2 separate regions of the Homo sapiens genome follow, and region 1 is linked to region 2. A link is a loop called in an ENCODE intact Hi-C map of the cell type or tissue named here. Cell type or tissue: Caco-2. All regions are shown on one strand. Links, peaks and the distances in the headings refer to the core of each region. The heading gives the core; the rest is flanking DNA. Region 1 overlaps CPNE8 (copine 8). Region 2 overlaps CPNE8 (copine 8).

The links. A loop is a pair of places that touch in the nucleus more often than their neighbours do. Peaks named below come from ENCODE experiments on the same cell type or tissue, not always from the same donor. Only the 100,000 strongest peaks of a DNase experiment are listed, where the experiment ranks them.
Region 1: it touches region 2 in a loop (10-fold over the local background); 1 of 110 quality-filtered maps calls a loop at or near these places.

Annotation. Positions count from the first base shown.
Region 1 is chr12:38,707,446-38,714,445 of GRCh38, forward strand. All of the region lies in intron 13 of CPNE8 (copine 8), which reads right to left. Among named protein-coding and RNA genes, the nearest start is that of CPNE8, 190 kb to the right of the region's middle. In Caco-2, for the core only: no CTCF peak of the experiment used is centred there; no DNase peak of the experiment used is centred there.
Region 2 is chr12:38,888,363-38,895,362 of GRCh38, forward strand. All of the region lies in intron 1 of CPNE8 (copine 8), which reads right to left. Among named protein-coding and RNA genes, the nearest start is that of CPNE8, 14 kb to the right of the region's middle. RefSeq lists a silencer at 4,217-4,296. In Caco-2, for the core only: no CTCF peak of the experiment used is centred there; a DNase peak (open chromatin) is centred at 3,869.

The DNA.
Region 1 (7,000 bases), core at 2,021-6,020, 180 kb before region 2:
AAGAGAAAGAGAGAGGAGGGAAGGAAGGTAAGAAGGAAGGAAGGAAGAAGAATGAAAGGCAGGACCAATGAGCACTGTTGAAACCCAGGACACTCTAAGCCTAAGTATAAAAGGTGGATGCATTCATTTAGCACTAAATGATAAATAAGACCATTTGGTAATTATGGTGCAACAGAGACACTCAATGAGTAAAGCAGAATCCTGAAGCATATTTGATGACTGATTGATGACAAGATTTGATTAATTCTTTGTCTCATTCTGCATGTCAGGAAGAATCTCTTGCCTTTATTACTTTGAATCAGCAGCAGCATTCAGCTCAGAAGGAAAATATTATGGCTTACTAAATAAAGCAGCTCATGCTAGCGATGGTCACTTAGCCTGCTATCACACCATTGAGATTTTTCTACTTAGAAAACCACAGTTCAACAATGATTTATGGAGCACCTTTCAATTGCCAAGCACTGTGCTATAGGATGAAGAGAAACAGGAGCAAATAAAACACCATTCTTGAACTCACAGAGCAAAACTCCAGCTTTATATTGTTCAATGACAAAGATAGCACAGCATTTTATCATTGAATTCAAAATCAATAGCATAACCTAAAATTCACCTGCACATTTACTGTGAATATCAGTTTGTTCAATGCCATGATTCCTAAGAGTTTCCATTCATATTATAATACATACTTACTAAATCAAGTGTCATATTCTATGTATTTAGAAAATATTAACTGATAAAAAATTTAAAGAAAGTTCCTAGCAATACTATAACCTCAAGCTATAAAACAGGTTTCTTGAAGACTTTAATACATAATTTGTTATAAAAGTAAACCAAACAACATTTCAATCAGTAACGTCATTACCCTTTTTCATTCTCTAATATTGCTTGAAGCCTAATGTTAGAGGAAAAAAAAAATCAATCGTGTCAAAGTAAAAAAAAAATCCAAATTTATATAAGATTACTCCTGACAGAATATTCATAAAACAATCACATTTAAATCCTCGAAACATTTTGTTTAGGAAGTGTTACTTTAGCTGTCATTTTATGTTTTAGAAGCAGAAAAGACAGAAGGATTTCATAAAATCCAGTTAGCAGCATTATATTTTAGAATATAAAAAGTTATGCCTGCCAAATTGCATGAGTTAGTACTAACATCTTAGGAGATCTCCCAATACATATGTCCTAGTACTACTAAAATATGAACTTGGAAAATGCCCCTATTTTACCATCTTTCCAAAAGCTGTGAATGACAGAGAAATCAGATGTCAAGATGAGAATAATTTACTAGCACAGCAAAGATCCACAGGAAGCAAGTATATATGTGAGTATCAAAGAAAACTAGACACACATATACACATACAGAGAGTAATACCATCTTACATGTGTTTTCTACAGCTGTTATTTTGAATTAATTACAGAGAACTAACAAAACTGTGATAGGGATGTGCAGAAGGCTTGTTTTCCTTTCTTCCCAATTTCAAATCTAGTTCAGTTGCACAAACTGAACTTTGTAAATTATACAGTGGATTTCTCCCACTCCTCTTTAAATTAATCTTGACAAACAGATTCACATCCACTAGCTGTTGGTATCTAGAACCCAAAAATGTAGTTGGGATGCCCACCTAACAATAATATTCCTCACATTCTTTCTATATTGGTACCAGGACTATGCTTCTGCCTTGATTTACCAATATGTATTCTAGTTCACACTTTGGTTCTGGAACATGCCCTGAAGCCCTGGTGCACTTGCCTCAAACATTGTCATCCAACCTAACCCTTCTTGACCTTCTCTCACCATGGGCTAAACCCTGAGCCCTTTTCTGTCTTATCCTTTTGCTTTTCTTAAAATTGGTTCAACTACCTGAATGACAATGCAGACAGATGCCTCATTCCAAACTTTATTGCATCTTCAAAATTCTGGCATCCCATGCCCATGAACTACTCAGTGAATTAACCTTGCCAAGTAAGATCTGCTAGAATGAGGGCAGGTTGTGAGATGCACAAATGCAAATTCAGATATAAATACTTTCACTCATGATTCACGTGATCTTGAAAAAACTATTCAATCTTCTGCAGCTCACTTGTAAATAATTATAAAACCTTCCCTGATTGTTGCTGTGAGGACCATAAAAGAACCTGTCCTTTAGAAGGCCCATTAAGTAGATGACTCATTATTATCATGATTATTGATACTAGTTTTTCAGAACGTGAGCATACTTCTTTGAATACTGGATTGTATAATGCTTATCAAATTTCTGGGTCTACCAGAGGTTCAGGTTATTGCAAAGAATCTGATGCTCCCATGTCAGATTTCCTTTCCTTCACACCCACTAATAAGGTACCAATCTGTTCAACCCAAAACTGAGCCATGAATTTATAATCTAACCTTGTTAGGTGTTATCTAGGTACTTCCTCAAACAAAATTCTACTGCATGAAGTAATTGTAAACTTTGACTTTTGCCTTATTTTCTATCCTTTCTTTCCTTCATGCACTCTGGATTCCTGGGGATCAGTGAAATGTCAAAAGTAACAATAAAAAAAATAACTGGAGACAAGAGATATGATCCCTCAACTCTTTATTCTTCAACCTTACTGAATTCAGTTTTTACAAATCAATAAAACTTTCTAATTTCTCTAGACTTTGAAGATTGATTTCTATATTTTTTTCACACAATACTACTACTCCAAAATACAACTTCATAAGGAGGCTAGCTTATCTTCATGCAATTCAAGAACACCTTATCAAAAAGGTATGCAAAATTGCCAACCTCTTTTCTAACCAATAGTTAGAAAATATATGTGACATAATCAAAATAAGCTAACAAAAAAAAAAAAAAAAAAAACCAACCCCAAACCGAAACTGTAAGCACTATCCATCAAAATCCCATTTAAAATGAGGTAGGTGCCAGAGAGGTAATGCCTGCCTAGTAGGAAGACAGTGAACTCTTGAGTCATATAGACTGGAGTTTGAAGCCCAGAATCACCACTAGCTAGCTAGTTGTGACTCCTTGCAAAACTATCAAATCTCTGGGTCCTAGTTTTCTCATATGACAGACAGGTAACAACCACATTGAAGGAGACTTCTAAATGTTAGAAATAAAACTCTCAAGTACTTGCACATAGCAAATACTCTACATGCTGTAGGACAAATTTCGTGAGCAACCCATGCCATTTTCTACTGGTTCATGCTAACACTCTCCTCTGTGGGGTCAGAAGAGAGTTCTTTCTTTATATTAACATAAATTTATTTTCCACTAGTCCTTCCCATAATGTGGGTTAGTGATGTATCAAGGGTGGGGCAATGAAGCTGTAACCAGTACAGGCAGTAGAGGGGTACACTGTCTGTACAGAACTCAAATATAGTAATATATCTTATGCATATGCAACCTACATTTTAATATCACCGTACACTAGCAATTCTAAGCAATGTCCGTGATAAATTCTTTCCCACTCTACTACCTCCTGCCCTTGCTAAGCTACTGTTTTTTTGTATTTCTGTTTCTCCTGCTCCCAGCCCCCAACCTTTTAATTGCCCACCACTGTGAAACTATTTTAGAAATAGCAAAGTGTGTTGTCTACAATAGAATAATTTCACAGAAATAGATGATAAAATTTTGTTCCTACAAAAGTTTCTAAGTTTCGAAGAAAAGTTATATGTTTCAAGAGAAAATTACTAGTACATCATCAGGAGGAAAATATTTAAAGTTGTTTTCCTACTATTAATAATAGTTTTGCAAAAATTCATTGCTGTTGCATCACTCAGTTCTTTCAGTTTTCACTGTGTGTGGCTAAAAGTGCACACTGTAACCAAGCAACATAACTATGAAACTGCCCAATACCAATAGAGTGTCAATATTTGGCAAGATTAGTGCTAGTCCTGACGATGAGGCATACCTGAAGAGTTTCCTTTGACTTTGAAATGGAGAGCTCTGAAAAAATTTATCTGCAGCATAACAAACTGGCAATGAAATCACAATCATAAAGTATGTAACTAGATATCTCTAAGCTTTCCAAGTGTAGTTCTTTTTTTTTTTTTTTTCCAGATGGAGTTTTGCTCTTGCTGCCCAGGCTGGAGTGTAGTGGCGCAATCTCGGCTCACTGCAACCTCCGCCTCCTGGGATCAAGCGATTCTCCTGCCTCAGCCTCCCAAGTAGCTGGGATTACAGGCATGCGCCACCACGCCCAGATAACTGTTGTATTTGTAGTAGAGACGGAGTTTCACCATGTTGGCCAGGCTGGTCTCAAACTCCTGACCTCAGGTGATCCACCCGCCTCGGCCTCCCAAAGTGCTGGGATTACAGGCATGACCCACTACGCCCGGCCCAAGTATACATTTTAAACGTACAAAAATGAGAATCAAATCTTAACCAAATAAATGTTTATAACAGTCTTCTTAATATTCCTAAAAGTTTGTTTTCTAAACAAACTTTTCAGTTTCGATATGATAATGTTCCATGTGAAAATGAGTTCAGTTTTGATATGATAATGTTCCATGTGAAAATATTTATAGAAGGCAGAATGGCTTTGTTTTTATTAGATTTATCCCTACTCAGCACCACAGAGTTTAGCTTTCCACTGATTTGATGAATGAAAGTACTTGGGTGCCACAACAAAAAGCATTATAAAAAATTCTAGACATGTATATTCCATTTTCGAATAAGAAATGGGATTAAGGAAAAAAAAAACTTTATAGTGTTGCATGTTCTGGCCAGATGTGCTTCCTGAAGCAACATAGCAACATATCCAATGCAATGATGCCATTTTTTTTTTTTTTTTTTTAGAAGAGATCTTGCTCTGTTGCCAGGCTGGAGTGCAGTGGCATCATCATGGCTCACAGCAGCCTCAACCTCTTGGGTTTAACAATCCCCGCCCCTGCACCTTAGCCCACTGAGTAGCTGGGAGAACACACATGTGCCACCACACCCAACTATTATATTTTTTAGTTTTTATGGAGATGCGGGCACATTATATTGTCCAGGCTGGTCTCACACTCCTGGGCTCAAAAGATCCACCTGCCTCAGCCTCTCAAAGTGCTGGGATTACAGGTGTGAACCACCATGCCCAGGCTGCCACCAATTTTATAAAACTAAATTAAATGTTTTACAGAGTCATTTCAATTGTTCAAGTATTTTTAAGTAAAAAAAATAATCTGTATGGGGCCTGTTGATAAAGGAACTTACTGATATTGATCTAGCCTCCAAAATAAGTAGTATCAAGAAGCCCACTTTAGCCTTTAAGATTAGCTTATGATAGGTAGATAGCTCTTTAAAAATTTTTTTCAAACAAGTTTTAGATTTAGAGTTGAGTTTGGGTTGGAGCGAACAGGACTGTCTGGACTGAAAGAAGTATCCTGGGGTTATCCTCAAATAGAAATGAACTACAAGAAAGTGATTTTCATGGGCTTTGTAAATTTGAATACATACTTTTTTCTTCATATCTCTTATAACTAGGGCAATTACTACAACAATATGATGACAACAATACGATGAGCTTAGACGTATTAGAACTTTGAGATTTTTCAGAAAAATAATAGCTAGCATTTATTGAGGGTTAACTACATGAAATTCAGTTAACCCTCACAGCCACTCTATGAAATAATCATTGTTATTCATATTCCTATTTTACAGAAATGAAAACAGGTTATGCTAGCAAGAGGCAGATCTAGGATTTGAACTGTACAATTAATGCCAGAACCCAAATTCTTTGCCACTACTATACAATGCCTCAATTATCAGCAACCACTTCTTTGAAATTGGGCTGACTTTTTCGCAAACATTTATTCCTTATTGAATTTCTTATTCAATAAGGAAGTTACTGCCCACTTACTGTCTCTCCTATTACCTTCTCTCATACTCCCTTTCTCTTAAGATATGAAGAAAACAAGCTGTTTGTGCTTCTAATCTTGATTTTGCCCTTCCTCCAAGTAACTACAACGAAGATATAGAGTTCAGCTGAGACAAATTCGGTAGAGGCAATACAAAAGCATGTTTTCTTATTCCAGAAAGCCTGGTCCATCTGTTTTATCTGATGATTGCTGTGTGACTCGTGGAGAGAGTAAGATCGCAAATTGATAAAATCTGAGAGAGACAGATGTGAGGGTTTGCATTCCAGTTTGTCACATTCTGTATTTAAAGTTCTATTTGTTCATTAGGTTTTAATTTTGATAAGAAATTTGGGAGAAAAAAAGGGTAGAAAATCGTGCTCCAAATGGCCGTCTAATTAGTCTGTATTTATTCAATGGCCACTCTGTGTTCAGACCTATAAAAATATTTTAAAATTATGTCTCTTTGAATAAACAAATCATACAAATAAACAATTAAAATGACATCCAGGGAAATTAGTATAAGCTCACCTGGACTCGCTGGATGAGAGTTTGGCCTTTTTTCAAAGGATAAAAATGACAGTCTGTAGACCTCCAAGTTTCTAACACACTCAATTTTCTGATAAAAGCATAGACCAGGATTTCATGTTGACATGAAATTCTAGTGCCTTAGCAGGGACTCGGTGTGCAACAAAATTTGTGATCTGTTTTCCCCCTTCATCTGCCAATCAAAGAGATGTGGAAAACTTTATAGATATTTGTTCCTTAGTTACGGGGATGGGGAAGTGGAGTGTCATAACACTTGAGAGACATAGAGGACTAAAAGGCAGAAGAACCAAATTGAAATTTATGATTCTGTCTTCAGACACTTACAGTGTGAGCTGCTGGGGATATGGAAGTATATATTCTACAAGTCTGTAAAAGTGAATAAACCCAGTTCACAAATAATAATAATTGAAATAATTATCATGCTACCTAAGAAATTATCTTAGATTTCATAACAGTATGTAATTTGAAATGAATCTGACATTGTCCTTATTAATGATAATTGAAGTATTCAATGCCAAAGGTTGGAGATTACTAAATAATCTCCAATTTTAGGTAGACAATTGTATTCAAATTTTAATATCTAAAATTATTTTTAATAAGTAAAGACAAATAAAATAACTACAGGGATAA
Region 2 (7,000 bases), core at 1,942-5,941:
TATGACAATGAAAACAATAACATGCTTGTAAAGGTAAGGCTAGATTGGCAAGGTTGGTTTTTTTCTTCCTCCAGATTTTAAGCAATATCTTCTGTAATTTCTTTGGACCATTGGACAATTCAGAAGTACCTAGGAGTAATCTGAGATTTGCAGACTCAATAACAGAATTTAAACAGAAGAAGGAACTAATCCAAATGGGAATATGTAGGTCAGCATAAATGATCAGCTGAGATACAGGAGAATGAAAATGACTTCCTAATATGTATGTTTCATCCTTATCAGAAGTGAGTAGAACAGAAGTGTGCCCTGACTCAAAGGCTCTCATCTCGGCCCCAAAACCAACAAAACAACAATGGAAACAAAATCTCAGTAGCAGCCCATCCTACCTACAGTTCTACAAGTCCTAAAAAAACCACTGAATGAAACAGGCATAGGCAATTGCTTCGCTATGTCTCCTTCATCCTGCCTTTTTACAATTGATTTTTTTTCAACTCAATTAATACTATACTCTTTCTGGCCTTCAGGCCTTCCAGCCATGGTTCCTGTTCATATGTGATGTGCCTTTCTTCTACTAACGTTCCTTTCTTCAACTATATATTGAATAAATAATTATCAAGCACTTTCTATATGCAATACACTGGACTAGAAGCTAAGTGGGATGCAAAGCTGAATAAGACATGATTCTTATCCTATGAGAATTTACAGTTTAATAGCTGTCTGACACTCATTCAAATGTTGATTCAACCAGCACTAGGTTATTAAGTGCCAGATAAAGGATTTAGTGTTGGAGACCATGATATGAACACATTGGGCTCCAGGCCCTAGATTATTTATATTCCATTAAGGAGACAGATTTATAAACAAATATGTGCAGTGAAATGTGGAATATGTATAATAAATTCATTACAAATTAGAGAAAGGGAGGGGTGGGCAAGTCAATCTGAAGGATCAGGAAAAGTCTTCATAGTATGAGTGATGCTTGAACTATCGGCAGAGTCCATCAGGTGAGATAACAACGTGAGGCCAAACTGTTCCTACCAGAGAGAACCACAGTGTGAACATCATGGTTTTCTCAGGAAACACAGGTGTCTGAAGTGACTTAGAGTTTAGGAAAGAGTTTAGAGGCAAAAGTGGAGAAGGGGAGGGTGGTGGGACATAGAGAGAAAGAGATGAGGCTGAAAATTTAAGTCAGGGTTTGGAAGATCCTGATGACTCATTATACAGGCAACTAGAGGGTCTTAAACAAGGGAGTAATAGTATGATGTCATTTGCCCTTTTTGAGTACAACTCTACCAGCTCAAAGTACAGGATTCCTGGCGAGGAGGAGAAGGTTGGCCAGAGATTGTGAGGTTGGAAGAGTCAAGGAACTTGTGCATAGTCTTTGCATGGGTCAGACTGGCCTGGACCTAGTTAGCAGAATGGTCAGCCATGTTAAAGAGACGATACGGAAGTAGAAGGAATGGGAGGATGAGGCCTGAGGCTCAACTGACAGAAGTTTTACTGGGGTATTGGGGGCATAGAGAAAATGATGGGGAGGACTTAGTCCCTTGTAGGAAAGCAACCTAGAATTTTCAGGAGTGCCCATAAGTAGTTCGCAAAACCTCTGAAGCAATTTTGATGGTGCCTCTTGTTGACAATAGCTGGTTTAGACCATGCTGCCAAAATGAAAATGACACAACCACACAACAGTTGCATTTTTTAAATCACAGCATTTTATATATGTGCTGGAAATTGTTCATCAATCATCATCATCTTCACCTTGTATTACCATTTATTGACCTCATTGAAACAAAGTGGCTTTATAATTTTCTTTTTTTTTCCTAATTTTATAGCTATAGCCACTAATGAGGTCTGTTTCTCTGGAAAGACTTGATGTAATCAGGGATGACAACATTTTAGGCTAAATATAATCAACTGAGCACTTAGATACTTCAGCTGTTACAAGCACTTAGGAAATTACTTAGGCCATCCAAGGAAACTTTATAGCCAGACAAGTGTAGGAAAGACATGATTTATGGATAGTGACTTGACTTAAGTAAACTTCCTCATTTTTAACTTGAACATGTGTAAACAAGTTCTGTCTTTTCCTTTTTTTATAGAAAGCATTGTTTTCCATCTTCTCATCCTTGACACTTTTCTTTAGTTGGATTTTGACTTTTCTAAAATTTTATTTTACATTGTGTGGCACAAAATTTAAATTGGTGATAAAAAAAAATACAGAGTCTGGAAGAAGTACATTAGCATATAAGCAAATTTTTGCTTCCTCAAGTGGCCAGGCCACCAAACAGCTCTTCTTACCCTAAATTATACCCAAGTGAAACCATCACGTGCTGCTGCACTTTATTAGTTCACCAAGTACTTTAAGACATATTTTTCCCCAAGACAAAAGTCTTCCTTGAGTAAAAGATATGTTCACTTATTTTTCTACTTAGGTATTTTATATAGGATATCACACATGCAAATTGTCTCCTTTTTTTGGGTAGTATTCATGCCCAGATTAAGCGAATTATCTGTCAACATTTTTATTTATATATATACATATATATATATGTATATATATAAAATATTTTTTTTGAGAGAGAGAGAAAGAGTCTCACTCTGTCACCCAACCCAGAGTGCAGTGGCATAGTTTCGGCTCACTGCAACCACTGCCTCCTGGGTTGAAGAGAATCTCCTGCCTCCTCGCCCTCCCAAGTAGCTGGGATTATGGGCACCCACCACCATACCTGACAAATTTTTGTATTTTTTAGTAGAGATGGGGTTTTACCCTGTTGTCCAGGCTGATTTCAACCTCCCAACCTCAAATAATCCACCCACCTCAGCCTCGCAAAGTGCTGCGATTATAGGCATGAGCCACTGCGCCTGGCCAAATTATCCGTCAATATTTAGAATGTACTGTGGCCACCTCTAAAATTAGCTTTGCTCTGCTTGAGGACAATGTGTTTTAATTTAAATTTATTTGTTTCTCATTTCTTCACAAATAAAACTTTGTAGAACGTTATATAAACAAAGATTAAATAATTATATCTTTACTGAATAGCAAAATCAGGCAGGCATTTCAGTGTTCTCACTAAGTGTATAAACTAATTTTTTTTTTTTTTGAGACGGAGTTTTCACTTTTGTTGCCCAGGCTGGAATGCAATGGCACGATCTCGGCTCACCACAACCTCCACTTCCCAGGTTCAAGCAATTCTCCTGCCTCAGCCTCCCTAGTAGCTGGTATTACAGGCAGGCGCCACCATGCCGGGCTAATTTTGTATTTTTAGTAGAGACAGGGTTCCTCCATGTTGGTCAGGCTGGTCTCAAACCCCCAACCTCATGTGATCCGTCCGCCTCGGCCTCCCAAAGTGCTGGGATTACAGGCGTGAGCCACCACAACCAGCCAATATAAACTAATATTTTTAAGGGTATAAACATATAATGTATAAACATATTCAAATTCATAGATGTCCACATTCATTCTTCCAATCTATCAAGTGGCAAACATTTATTGAAAACCTTTCATGTGCAAAGCACAAAGTCTGGTTTTGTAATAATCAATGATAAAACAAATAGATATTTTTAAACTTGGTTGGGGAGACAGGCGTGCAAAAACCTAAAAAATTTTAAGTCAAAATAAAACAAAAAGAATGTACAAGAAATGTTGTCTGGGAACTCCAAGGAAGCAACAATTAATTCCAATTTCAAGAATCTAGTAAAATATCACAAATTGCACTGAGTGAGGTAAATCTTGACAACCAGGCAAGGAGAGCCACAAATGGGGGAAAGGCTTCTCAGGCTGTAGGAAAGTGTCAACAAGGGTGGAGAAAGGGAAGACACAAAGGAACGTGGGGATTAACACCTAGTCCACTTTGGCTGGTGCCCATGTCTGAGATAAGGCTGGGAAAGGAATCTGGGCAGGATGAGTAAGTACTCTGAACACATGCTAGCATACTTGGACTTTACTCTGTAAACAAAGGGGACACGCTGAAACAGTGGAAGTTTCTGCAAAGAAAAATCATGCAATTCAACCTTTGTTTACAAAGCTAACTAAACATGTGAAGCTCACTACATGTGTGAAGAAGAGGAAAAATGATTACTTCTTGAGCCAGAGTGGAGACAGCAGAAATGGAAAGGAGGTGACCGACACTTTGGAGAATGGAATAAACAAGTCTTGGTGACTGATAAGGTGATTTTAAAAGTACCGAAACCATTCATAAAGCTTATGAAATATAGTAAGTCAAGCATTATAATGGTAGGGAAGTAATAGCATACATGACTCACAGTGTTGGCTTATTTCATTTTGAAAGTCAACTGTTCCAGAAAGCCCAGGTAGCCCACACTCAGTGACAACTGATCAGAGGAAGCACACAAGACTGAATCCATCTGACAATTTTACTAAAAACTCTCTAGTTGCCAAAGAGACCTAAATGATTTTTTAAAAGTAACATATTAGAAAAGTAAATTACTGAAAAGGCACCGATATCTATTCATATCAAACACTGTTCATTTCCATGAATACAGTTTGTTATAGATTTCTGTTGAGAGAAAAAACTAGAACAGCAACAGCAGAACTTGACAACTCTTGGGGAGAATATTAAGGAAAATGAGGACGTTGAAATAGCAAGTAGTTGGTGTTAGAAATAATCTAACATAATAGTTCTTTAAAAAAAAAACCTTAGACACTTGAATTAGAGCCTACATTTTTAAAGTCTCATGATCACACAAAGGTTTAAGAGCCTATGTCTAGAAAATCAAGTGTAATATGGCAACAAAGTTAAACTGTTTGGAGGAAATTAAGGTTTTCTAAATATATGTTAACACTGTCAGAGGTGTTTGAACCAGAGCAACTCCATCTTGAATAGGGGCTGGGTAAAATAAGGCTGAGACCTGCTGGGCTGCATTCCCAGGAGGTTAAGGCATTTAGTCACAGAATAAGATAGAAGTTCAGCACAAGATACATGTCATAAAGACCTTGCTGATAAAACACACTGCTATAATGAAGCTAACCAAAGCCCACCAAAACCAATATGACAATGAGAGTGGCCTCTGGTCATCCTCACTGCTACACTCCCACCAGCGCCATCACAGTTTACAAATTCCATGGCAACATGAGCAAGTTACCCTCTATGTTCTAAAAAGGGGAGGCATGAATAATCCACCCTTGGTTTAGCATATAATCAAGAAATAACCATAAAAATGGGCAACCAGCCACCCTGGTGCTGCTCTGCCTATGGGTTAGCCCTTCTTTTATTCCTTTACTTTCTTAATAAACTTGCTTTCACTTTACTGTATAGACTCACCCTAAATTCTTTCTTTCACGAGATCCAAGAACCCTCTCTTGGTGTCTGGGTCGGGAGCCCTTTGCAGTAACAATACTACTCCTTTCCCTATTACTTTTTCTTCACAAACCTTCTTTTATTTAAAAAACTCAAAGATAATAAATAACTTTTACTCTATATCTGCAATTGTTCTGATTAAAATTAAAATTCATATTTCAATATCATTTTAAATACACTAGAGGAATTGTCTATCTAAAGACATTCTGAGATAAATATTTTGAAAGTAAAATAGCCTTTTTTGTTTGTTTTATTAAAGATAAATTATCACCACTAGTTTACAATGGGCTTTGACAATCACATTATTTCCTTAAACTGAAGTATGTCCCCATTTTATTTTAAGGTCCTGCTTCTCCAATCATAAAATTATGAACCTCCAAGTAATATCATAGGTCATCTTGACCAGAGACTCAACCTTTCTATAGGATCTAAGATCCAGTGAAGTGGCATGATTGTCAAAGTTCACAGAGCTAGTTCCAGAAACAAAACAGATGCTGTTTCTTTGCTGAAGTGTTCCACAAGGAAGCAAGATGCCATATATATGACATTCCAATGGCACAGTGATTTAAGTGAAACAAAGAAAATAAAGCCATTATAAGATATGTCTTAAGTTAAAAAATCAATCATCTTTTAGGTAGTATACTTCAAACTTTTCCCAAAAAAATTTTTTTAATTTACTAATTTAAATTATCAATTAAGAGAGAAATTCACTAGTAACTTGATATTGATTACGCCTCCTTTCCCCAATGCCTACAAGAGGCTTTGGATGAAACCACTGGCATAAAAATCAATTGTAATCAACTTTCTAATATCTCTGCTTCCATAATTAATTTGAGAGTGGAGATACCAAGATAAGTCAGATAATAAGCTATATCTAAAATCGTAGGTAATTGAGATGGGTTTAGCAAATACATTTATTATTCTAGTGTAGTTCCCACGTATCCCTTAGTCTCACGTGCTTGCTCTCACTCCAGCTCACTCTCTCTCTCTCTCTCTCTCTCTCTCTCTCTCTCTCTCTCTCTCTCTCTCTCATATTCTTTACTTATAGCTTGGAAACATGAAAACCTATTTAAGACATTAAAGAAAAATGTTTGTGTTACTTTCAATTACCAAAAAATCTACAAATAGGAGTACATTTAGATAAAAGAGTACTCCTTTATAGGAGTACATTTAGATAAAAGAGGATTGTAGGAATGCTCAGAGTTATAGGAGATGGATGCAATAAGAAGGATCTGCAGACAGTGAGAAACAATTACATTTCTCAAAATGATTATAAAACCACTATTATGCTAAGGCAGAGACACATGTTGGTTTCAACCAGTTATGGCAATTATAATCATATCTCTGGTTCATTACACTCTCTGACATTTGAGATTGTTCTTAATAAAATTAATGTGTCACTTGTTACTTATTTTACATACATAGAGAGCATGAAGCTAATTAGCAAGGTAAGAAAAAATTGACTTTTACAAACTCATGCCACAATTCATATAGCTCAGAATAATGTACTGATATTAATATCGAAGTAGTTATTTTATTTACATGAAATTCTGAAGAATGAATTTGCCATGAAGGGAAACTCTGGAATTAAGTATTACTGAAAAGCTAGCAAGTTAAACGGTGACTTCCCCAGTGCTAAGAAAGCACTGGACTGAAATTGTAGGGCCTGAGGTCAATTCTCA